Linked DNA regions of Homo sapiens: region 2 is linked to region 1. Evidence: chromatin contacts called from ENCODE Hi-C or POLR2A ChIA-PET data. All regions are on one chromosome and are shown on one strand. Each heading gives the region's core, a stretch centred on a gene start or an enhancer-like site at or near the end of the contact. The rest is flanking DNA. Distances are from core to core; before and after follow the strand shown. Region 1 has its middle 29 kb from the start of ATP8B2. Region 2 overlaps IL6R (interleukin 6 receptor).

Region 1 (4,424 bases), core at 18-2,517:
TTTTGCGAGGCTGAGGCAGGAGGATCACTTGAGCCCAGCCCAGGAGTTCAAGACCAGCCTGGGCAACATGGGGAGACCCCGCCTGTATTAAAAAAAAAAAAAAAAAGGGTGGGGGAGCGGAGGGTGTATGGGGGGAAGATGTGAAGATAAGATCTGTTTCCCTCTTCAGGAGAAACGGCCCCTGGCGGGAATCCCGCCACAGACCGCCAGGAACACCACCTGACACCCACCTCCACCCAGGGAGAGGCTGTCCAGTCCACACAAGCCTTTCTTTGGGGTCTGTCTGGAACCCTGAGCTTTGGGCAGCAAGTGGCATCTGGCTTCAGTGCCCCCACCCCCGAAACACAGAAAGAAGCCTTAATCCCTTGAGGCTGGTGAGGCCCCAAGTCCACCCCTCCCACAAGACAGGTCTTCAGCACTGCGCTGGCCTCCCGTTGGGGGTCTGTTCAGCCACTGGGAATGTCTTCCTTGGCTCCTCTCGCTGACCCTGGCTCTCCTGCACCCAGGATCCTATTATGTGTGTCTGAGGGGCAGGGCCAATGTCATTTTAACTTTCATTGCCTCTTGGGGACGCGTTTTCTCCGTCGCGATATAGACACACGCCTCCACGGAGGCTCCGGGCACTCGGGCTCCCCGTTTTCTCCCCTCTGCCGCAGGCATCCCTGGTCTTCCTTCCCTGCGCTGACTGAGCACCTGGGCTCCTGTGGGAGTGGCTTCCAGCCCCTAGGTCCCCATCGTCCTAGTGCCTTTTCTGAGTGCGTGGAGGTGAAGTCTGTCCGATACCGCAGCTTTGTTCCACTGAGCCTGCTTATCTCCAAGGGCGTTCCTCTCCACTCCACTAAAGCAGCACACACCCATGGGCGCCCACTGCCGTCGGGAGGAGCTCCACCTCTGAACTCTCACAATTCATTCAGCATTTGGCCATCCATATTCTTCAGTTCTTCCCGCTTCCATCTGTGCTCCCAGCGAAAACTACGGCCCCTCCCTTTCCTCCTGGTCGCTTGCTTCCATATGTGAACCCTTACTTGCTTCCCAATCCAGCCCGGAGCCCGTGGTCTGGTACTCGTCGCTTTGCCCCGGAACATTCCAGCCTTGGGTCAGCCCAGCGTCTCCCAGGGTGAGCTGTGGAATGCTGAAGGGCAGCACACAACCACGGAGCAAGAGGAGCGGCAGCTGCCCGGGCTCCCTCCGCAGGCGCCTCTGCACGGCGAGGAGACGCTGGGAACCTCATTCTCCTGCCCCTCCCTCAACTCCTGCCACCGCCTCCCACCCTGCCCTCAGCAGATGGTGCTGCCTCCTACTTCACGGAGCAAATAACTTCTGCGGCTTTCCTCTCAACTACAAATCTCACTGCGCACAGGCACGCCGGCCTTCCCCTTTCCTTTCCCCTGCCTGGGGAGGCTGGACTCTCCTGTCCCGCTCCCTGTGGCCCCGCCCCTCCCCTCCTCCCACCACTGCACCTTCCATTGTCCTTCACCAGGACCTTCTCTTGACCCTGCCTTCATTTCCCTCTCCGTTGATTCTTTCCTTCCCCAAATTAGCCTGCTCAGTTTTCTTCCCCCTCACCTGACCCCTAACCCCTATCAACTCTGTTGTGGTCTGTGTCCCTCCCATTAGCCTCTCTGTTATCTCTTCCACTGCCTGTAATCTGGCATCTCCTTCACCAGTCCCTGAAATGCTTTCACTAAAATCACCTTTGACCTTCATGTTGGCCAAGTCCAGAAGGCATTTCCAGGTCTGATCTGACTTGCAATCTCTTAGTCATTTGACTGTGTTGGCTGCCTTCTCCTTGAAACTCTGCCCTCTGCTGACTTTGTTCCACTTTCTCTTGGTTTAACTGCTGCCTCTCTGGTTGATCCTTCTGTCTCCTTCCTTGGAGCTCCTTCCTCTGTTCTTCTTCCCACCATGCCCCAGGACTCCATACTTGGCTCTAAGCTTTTCTCTTCTGTGCAGGGTCCTTGAAGGTCCCCATGCAAACCCATGGTTTAAATAAGATTTGTTTAAACAAGTAAGATTTAACAATTAAATGGAGAGTCACCATTGTTCACCTCTAGATTGGACTTCTTCCTTCCACTCCACGCTCCAGACCCTTGTATTCAATTATCCATTGGACCTCTCCACTAGGACGACCCACCACCACCTGTTATTCAACATACCCCACACTGAACATTGTTTTTCCCAACACCTGTTGCTCCTCCCGCATCCTCTATTTCAGTGAGCAGCACGCGATCTCACCAGTCACCAAAGCCAGACACACATGTCCTGGAGAAAACCCTACAACCTCTGCTCTGGGGCCACCACACTGTAAATCATATATTTCATCTTCTTTGATGTGGAGCATGAAATGATTAAGCTGCAATGTCCTGAGCCACTGTTTCCCAGTGATTGTGACCCAGGCAGGGTCACGACAGCCATATTTCTGTCCCCAAAGCGGGGCCATCTAGGTTGGGACTCAAAACACAAAGAAATTCTGCCACAAAGGTTCAATGTCACTTTCCTTGGCCCCAAAAGAGAAACTGGAGAGACCAGAGTGCTCAGATTAGGTAGGCAGCTGCAGCCTCCCACTGTAGCCACCCTGCAGAGCATGAGGGAGGGACTCACTGATAAAGCACCAGGACTACCCACTGCAGTCTCTACTTCAGAGGAAGCAAGCCATTGATGGAGATGTACTAAACACTGGGCTCTGCGGCTGAAGGAAGGAGCTGAGTTCTCCTGCTTATCTCTGCTCCAGTGTCCTATCTTGAAGGACTGTGTCCTGACCCCAGTGAGAAACATGACCTGTCTGACCCTCCCAACCCTTCCTGGAAACTTTCCAGTTCTCAGTGAGTTGCTGGGAGCTGCCCTGCTGGACACCCGCCTGGGGAGGGTGTAGACTTATCTTGCCGGGCTGAGAGAGGGAAGTCTTTCCCAATACTAGTCTATTAAAACACACACTGGGCTGGGCGCAGTGGCTCACGCCTGTAATCCCAGCACTTTGGGAGGCCAAGGCGGGTGGATCATCTGAGGTCAGGAGTTCGAGACCAGCCTGACTAAAATGGCTTCACCCTGTCTATACGAAAAATACAACAAATTAGCTGGGCATGGGGGCAGACGCCTGTAATCCCAGCTACTCAGGAGGCTGAGGCAGGAGAATTACTTGAACCTGGGAGGCGGAGGTTGCATTGAGCTAAGATCAGGCCGTTGCACTCTAGCCTGGGCAACAAGAGCGAAACTCCATCTAAAAAAACCAAAACACACACACACACACACACACACACACACACACACACACACACACACACACAGTGGCCCGGCATGGTGGCTCATGCCTGTAACCCCAGCACTTTGGGAGGTCAAGGTGGGCAGATCGCCTGAGGCCAGGAGTTCGAGACCAGTCTGGCCAACATGGTGAAACCCTGTCTCTACTAAAAATACAAAAATTAGCTGGGTGTCCTGGCGTGCCCCTGTAATCTCGGCTACTCAGGAGGCTGAGGCAGGAGAATGGCTTGAACCCAGGAGGCAGAGGTTGCAGTGAGCAGAGATCGCGCCACTATACTCCAGCCTGGGCGACAGAGTAAGTCTCCTTCTAAAAAAATAAAATAACAAAACAAAACACACACACACTTTCCCTCTCTCTCTCTCTCCAAAACGTGATGGAGTGTCTCCTCTTAAGAAAGGAGTGTTTTTGGACACAGAAAGAGGGAGTTCCTCCAGCCTAGCACAGCCTGAGTTTGGCCTGGGCTGGAAATTCTGCAGAAATCTTCCATCCTGCCACTGGGAATAGGACAGGGAGGCCTAAGCCGTGTTTTCGGCCCCCCGGGGCCCAGCAGGGACATGTGTGGGTTCCAGGACTGGGGCAAGGAGGAGAGGATGCCCAGGTTTACTCAAGGGCAGGCAGGAGGTGAGGAGGGGGTGACAGGTGGAAGGAAAGGACCATGTCCCACTCTCCACTCCTTCCTCATGGGCCACTCTTCATTTCACTCGCAGCCCCGCAGTGCACAGCTACAAGCTGGGGGTTCATCTCTTCCTGGTCCCCTACTACCTTGGGTGCAGCTCTTCTGCCAGAACCTTCTGGGCGCCTGCTGCTGTGCCTGGGCTCCCCACGCAGGGAGGGACACCCCTGGGGCGGAAGGCAGGCAGCTGCATAGCTGAGTGGCTGCTTCTACAACACCTGGAGAACCGCTGGGGCTAGAAGCAAACATGCAGCAGTTTGGGCCTGGGGGTTGATTCTCCTCTGCAGGGGAAGGGAAGATTTCTAGAAACGCAGAAAGTCTATTCTGTGGAGGTACAAAGGATACCAGAAGACTATAGGAGACATCCTTAGTACCCCCAGATGCTGGCTGTTCTCTAGGTCTACCCTCACACAAAGAAGTGGGTGAGACAACCTTGGACCCCGGCTTTGGATCCAGCATAGTAGAACCGGCCAGCTTGCCCTGTCATGTTTT
Region 2 (4,443 bases), core at 1,864-4,363, 68 kb after region 1:
CAGGATTTCACCATGTTGGCCAAGCTGATCTCAAACTCCTGACCTTGTGATCCGACCTTCTCTGTCTCCCAAAGTGCTGGGATTACAGGCGTGAGCCACTTCACCCGGCCTAATTTTTGTATTTTTTGGTATGGATGGGGTTTCACCATTTTGGCTAGGCTGGTCTTGAACTCCTGATCTCAGGTGATCCGCCAGCCTCAGCCTCCCAAAGTGCTGAGATTACAGGCGTGAGCTGCCGCACATGGCCTTAGATATCTTTTCCTCTAATTAGTTTATAATCTCTGAGAGTTGACCCAGGTTGTACCTTCTTGGACTGGAGCCAGGTGGTTATCTCTGATGCTGCCAGAGGAGGATTAGATGTTTTATCTCCTGAGTTGGTCACACGCGCACGTGGGTCTCTGAGTCAGCATTGAGCATTACCTGTTTATGGGTCCAAAGGAGCCTCCCTCCCAGACCCTCTCTCCAGCAGTGTACAGTCCATCGTGTGGATGGGAGGAAGGCAAGGCCAAGGTAAATACTGACTCAGACAAATACAAGCAGGTACAAGAAGTACAAATACATATGTGGGGGAGGAGGGAGCAGGGGCCTGCCAGCCAAAGCTAGTCATCTGAGAAGAGGGGGTTGCGGACAGGTGGGGCTGGGAGCTGAGTCAGAGAAGGTTGCTGGGCCTCCCATTAGAGCCTGGGAGCCTTGACTTGCCGTAGCCTGCGGCCTTGCCTCTTCCTGGACAGTGGCCGAGGGTGCCCTCTGAAATGTTAAGGAGAAATGAATGGGCCCAGATGGTGGGGTGACTTGGGGAGGACGCGAGATTTGGAGTCCAAGGGGAGGCAGTTTTAGGCTCTAACTCATCCTATACACGCTGCGGCTGTGGGGGAAGGGAGAGAAAGGCCAAGGGCACGACTCCTGGCTCCTGAGAGTCCCCAGTGCCCCATTAGGTTGGCAGCTGCAGTGATGGCGCTGACCCCCCCTTGTGCACACCCCTCAAGCCTCAGCATTCCCTTCCCTGGGCCTCTGAAGGGTGGAAAGATGTGAGAAGAGCAGGGAAGAGGAGAGGAAATTGGGAGAGGGGGAGAGAGAGGGTGGTGGGGAGCCCAGAGAAGGGAGCTGGGGGTGGAGCATGGAGAGGTACCTGGGCCAAGTAGAGAGAGGCTTTGGCCAGGCTCATCTGGGTCCAGCGTGGATTCCCTCATGCATGAGCTGTGTGAATTTGGGCAAGTTCCCTAACTTCTCTGATCTCTTGTTGCCTCAACAATGAAATGGGGACAAGACTTCCTCCCTGGCAGACTTTTTGTGAGTAGTGTGCTCTTAGGGAAAGCCCAGGGCGCAGGGTAAGTGTCCCAGTTGCTAATGATTGTTATGGTTATTATCACATCAAAGCCAGGAGCCAGTCTCAGTCCAAAGATGGAGAATGCAAGAACAGGTGACCAAGAGCACTGGGACTTGTCCTAGCCCTCGTGGGACCAAATTCTATACTTGTTTCCATGTGGACACAAGGTGTCCACAGGCTTCTCCTGGAGGCTTCTCAGCACCCACCTACTTTTAGATCAAGACCATTATTGCTGACAGGGGACCTTTGTTTCCTCTGTAGCCCCTTCTGAAATCCTATGCCTTTGCAACCCAAGAAGCTGGGTTAGGCTGGGGGCCTCCTGTGCTGCCAGCTGGCCTGGGCAGCGGGGACCTGCGTCTCTGCTCAGAAACTGGGGTGGTGAGATGGGATTAGCAGGCACGAGCCAAGCCTGTGTCCTCGGTGGCAGGCCAGGCAGCTGGTTCACCGCTTACATAAACGGGGCCAGGAAGCTGAACTTGTTTTTGCTGGCAAGAGCTGCGGCAAGCTGCAAGAGAGTTGAGAAATATGTGTCTCCGTGTGCGTGTTTTTCTCTGGTTATTGACATTTGCAAGTTTACTTGAAGAGGGGGAAAAAGTAGAAAAACAACAAAGCTGTTTGGATTCCTGGCACCCAAACTTAGGTCCCAACTGGGGAGGAACCCCACTTTCCCAGAGCTGTGCTGCAGGGTCCCCAGACCAAAGGGTGTCTGGGCCATGGTGGGGGTCCCAGTGTCCCTGGGAGGGGGAATCCTAGGCCACCGGGGCAGGGAGATATGGGCTTGCTTGTTGGGAGTTACTAGGACCTAAACTCTCTTTCCCTTGAGGAATGGGAGGCAAGGGAGGTTGTGGGAATTTTCCCTCCCCTAGAGCTCTCCAGGGAGAAAGAAGCATTTTTCTGAGGGCACTGGGATGATCTGGTCATCATCCTTCTCCCAAAGCCATCAACTATTAAATAATAAATCCATAGATTCATTATGTGTTTTCAAGCTGAGTATTGTTTGCTTCCTGCCCTCTGAGAGCTAATGATTGGGCGCCATGGGATGCTAGACCGCAGGAGTGGGGGCCTGTGGGGGATCTACAGGTCACAGTCTGAATCCTCATTTCACAGAGAAGGCCAGTGGGCTCTGCCAGGGGCGGTGACGTGCCCATGGCTGCCTGTGAGTCATCACAAGACCAGGAATAGAACTCAGGTCACCTGACAGCACAGAGCTGTTTCCTCTACACCAAGGGGCCTCCTGCTTGTGGAGATGTACTTTATTTTATTTTATTTATTTATTTATTTATTTATTTATTTTCAAGAAGGAGTCTCGCCCAGGCTGGAGTGCAGTGGTGCAATCTCAGCTCACTGCAGCCTTCGACTCACTGCAGCCTCTGCCTCCCGGATTCAAGCGATTCTCATGCCTCAGCCTCCTGAGTAGCTGGGATTACAGGCACACACCACCAAGCCTGGCTAATTTTTGTATTTTTAATAGAGACAGGGTTTCACCATGTTGGCCAGGCTGGTCTCGAACTCCTGACCTCAAGTGATCCACCCGTCTCAGCCTCCCAAAGTGCTGAGATTACAGGCGTGAGCCACTGCACCCTACTGAGATGTACTTTATATTAAAGAACAAATCAAGGCAGACTGTACGTTTGTGTCAGCCCAACCCCACACAATTAATAGTCAGTGATTAAACTGACCAGACCAGACCAGACACCAACACTGACTGTTGAGGAGGAGCTTGGGGGTTTGTTTTCGGGAGGCAATACTGCCTCCTTTTGTGATCTTAGTCCCAGGTGAGGTGCTTCCTTGTCCTCTCTGCAGAATCCCATTCTTTCTTAGCCTGGGCTGAAGCTGCTCCCTCCCTGTATGTGACCCTGGCCTTGGCGCAGTCCTTGGGTGCTCTTCCTCCCTCCTGCCTCTGCGCTGCTTCATGATGCACAGGAGCCAAGGAGGGGCAGGGGACAGTCGGTTTTTTCTCAGGGAGATTGGAAGAGAACAGAAACAAGAAGCAATGGAATGCTCCTGTCCTGGAGGTTGGTGGGGCAGTGGGGAGAGGTGGGGAAGCCATTGAGCCTGCACATACTTTTGACAGGCTTGGCTCATGCCTGCCAACCCCATCCCACCGCCTGGGTTTCTGAGCAGGGACATGGGTCCCCACTGCCCAGGCCAGCTGGCAGCACAGGATGGCCTCCAACCTAACCCAGGCTCTTGGGTTGCAAAGGCATAGCATTTCAGAAGGGGCCACAGAGGAACCAAAAGTCCCCCTGCCTGTGGAGTCAGGCCTGATCTCTTTGAGGGTGCTCACACCCTCCATGTTCCCCTGTAGGTCTTCCTTCCCTCCTTACTGCATTTCAGATACTCCAGACACCAGCCCTCCCCAGAACTCTCACTGTTTTTTGTTTTTTTGAGACACAGTCTTGCTCTGGGTCCCAGGCTGGAGTGCAGTGGCACAATCACAGCTCACTTCAGACTTGACCTCCTGGGCTCAAGTGATCCTTCTGCCACAGCCTCCCAGATAGCTGGGACCGCAGACATGTGTCACCATGCCCAGCTAATTTTAGAGTTTTTTGGTAGAGATGGAGTTTTGCCGTGTTGCCCAGGCTGGTCTCAGCCACCTGGGCACAAACGATCCTCCCATCTCAGCCTCCCAATGTGCTGGGATGACAGGCGTAAGCCACGATGCCTGGTGACTCTCAATTCTTTTTTTTTTAATTATTATTATTATTATTTTGGAGATAGAGTTTCACTTTTGTGGCCCAGGCTGGAGTGCAATGGTGCAATCTCAGTTCACTGCAATCTCTGCCTCCTGGGTTCAAGTGATTCTCCTGCCTCAGCCTCCTGAGTAGCTGGGATTACAGGTGTGTGCCACCACGCCCGGCTAATTTTGTATTTTTAGTATGGGGTTTCTCCATGTTGGTCAGGCTGCTCTCAAACTCCCGACCTCAGGTGATCTGCCCGCCTCGGCCTCCCACAGTGCTGGGATTACAGGCGTGAGCCACGGCGCCTGGTGACTCAGTTCTTAATGCCTTGCATATACTGTTCTCTCTTTATGGAATGTAACTCCCTGTGGCTCCACTTATCAAACCCCCACTCATTTATCAAGGCCCCAATAAAATCTCTCTTCCCCCTTTAGA

The links. Hi-C counts contacts between places; a loop is a spot of excess contacts on that map. ChIA-PET counts read pairs that join two places held with the same protein, here RNA polymerase II (POLR2A). Pooled maps may share reads with other maps.
Region 2: a loop to region 1 is called in a pooled map, with 5 times the contacts of the local background. The contact joins two enhancer-like sites. A Hi-C loop is called at or near these places in 2 of 168 maps with a recorded cell type or tissue (HCT116 and PC-9) and 10 of 50 pooled maps. POLR2A ChIA-PET finds 5 or more read pairs at or near these places in 14 of 52 experiments (A673, CD4-positive, alpha-beta T cell, CD4-positive, alpha-beta memory T cell and 10 more).

Annotation. Positions count from the first base shown.
Region 1 is chr1:154,351,989-154,356,412 of GRCh38, forward strand. No RefSeq gene overlaps it. Among named protein-coding and RNA genes, the nearest start is that of ATP8B2, 29 kb to the left of the region's middle. Within about 2 kb of position 1,268, at least 26 of the 41 ENCODE cell types and tissues checked have a DNase peak (open chromatin) inside an H3K27ac peak, as active enhancers do.
Region 2 is chr1:154,417,923-154,422,365 of GRCh38, forward strand. The region is part of intron 1 of IL6R (interleukin 6 receptor); the gene reads left to right. Among named protein-coding and RNA genes, the nearest start is that of IL6R-AS1, 14 kb to the left of the region's middle. RefSeq lists an enhancer at 291-804. Within about 2 kb of position 3,114, at least 8 of the 41 ENCODE cell types and tissues checked have a DNase peak (open chromatin) inside an H3K27ac peak, as active enhancers do.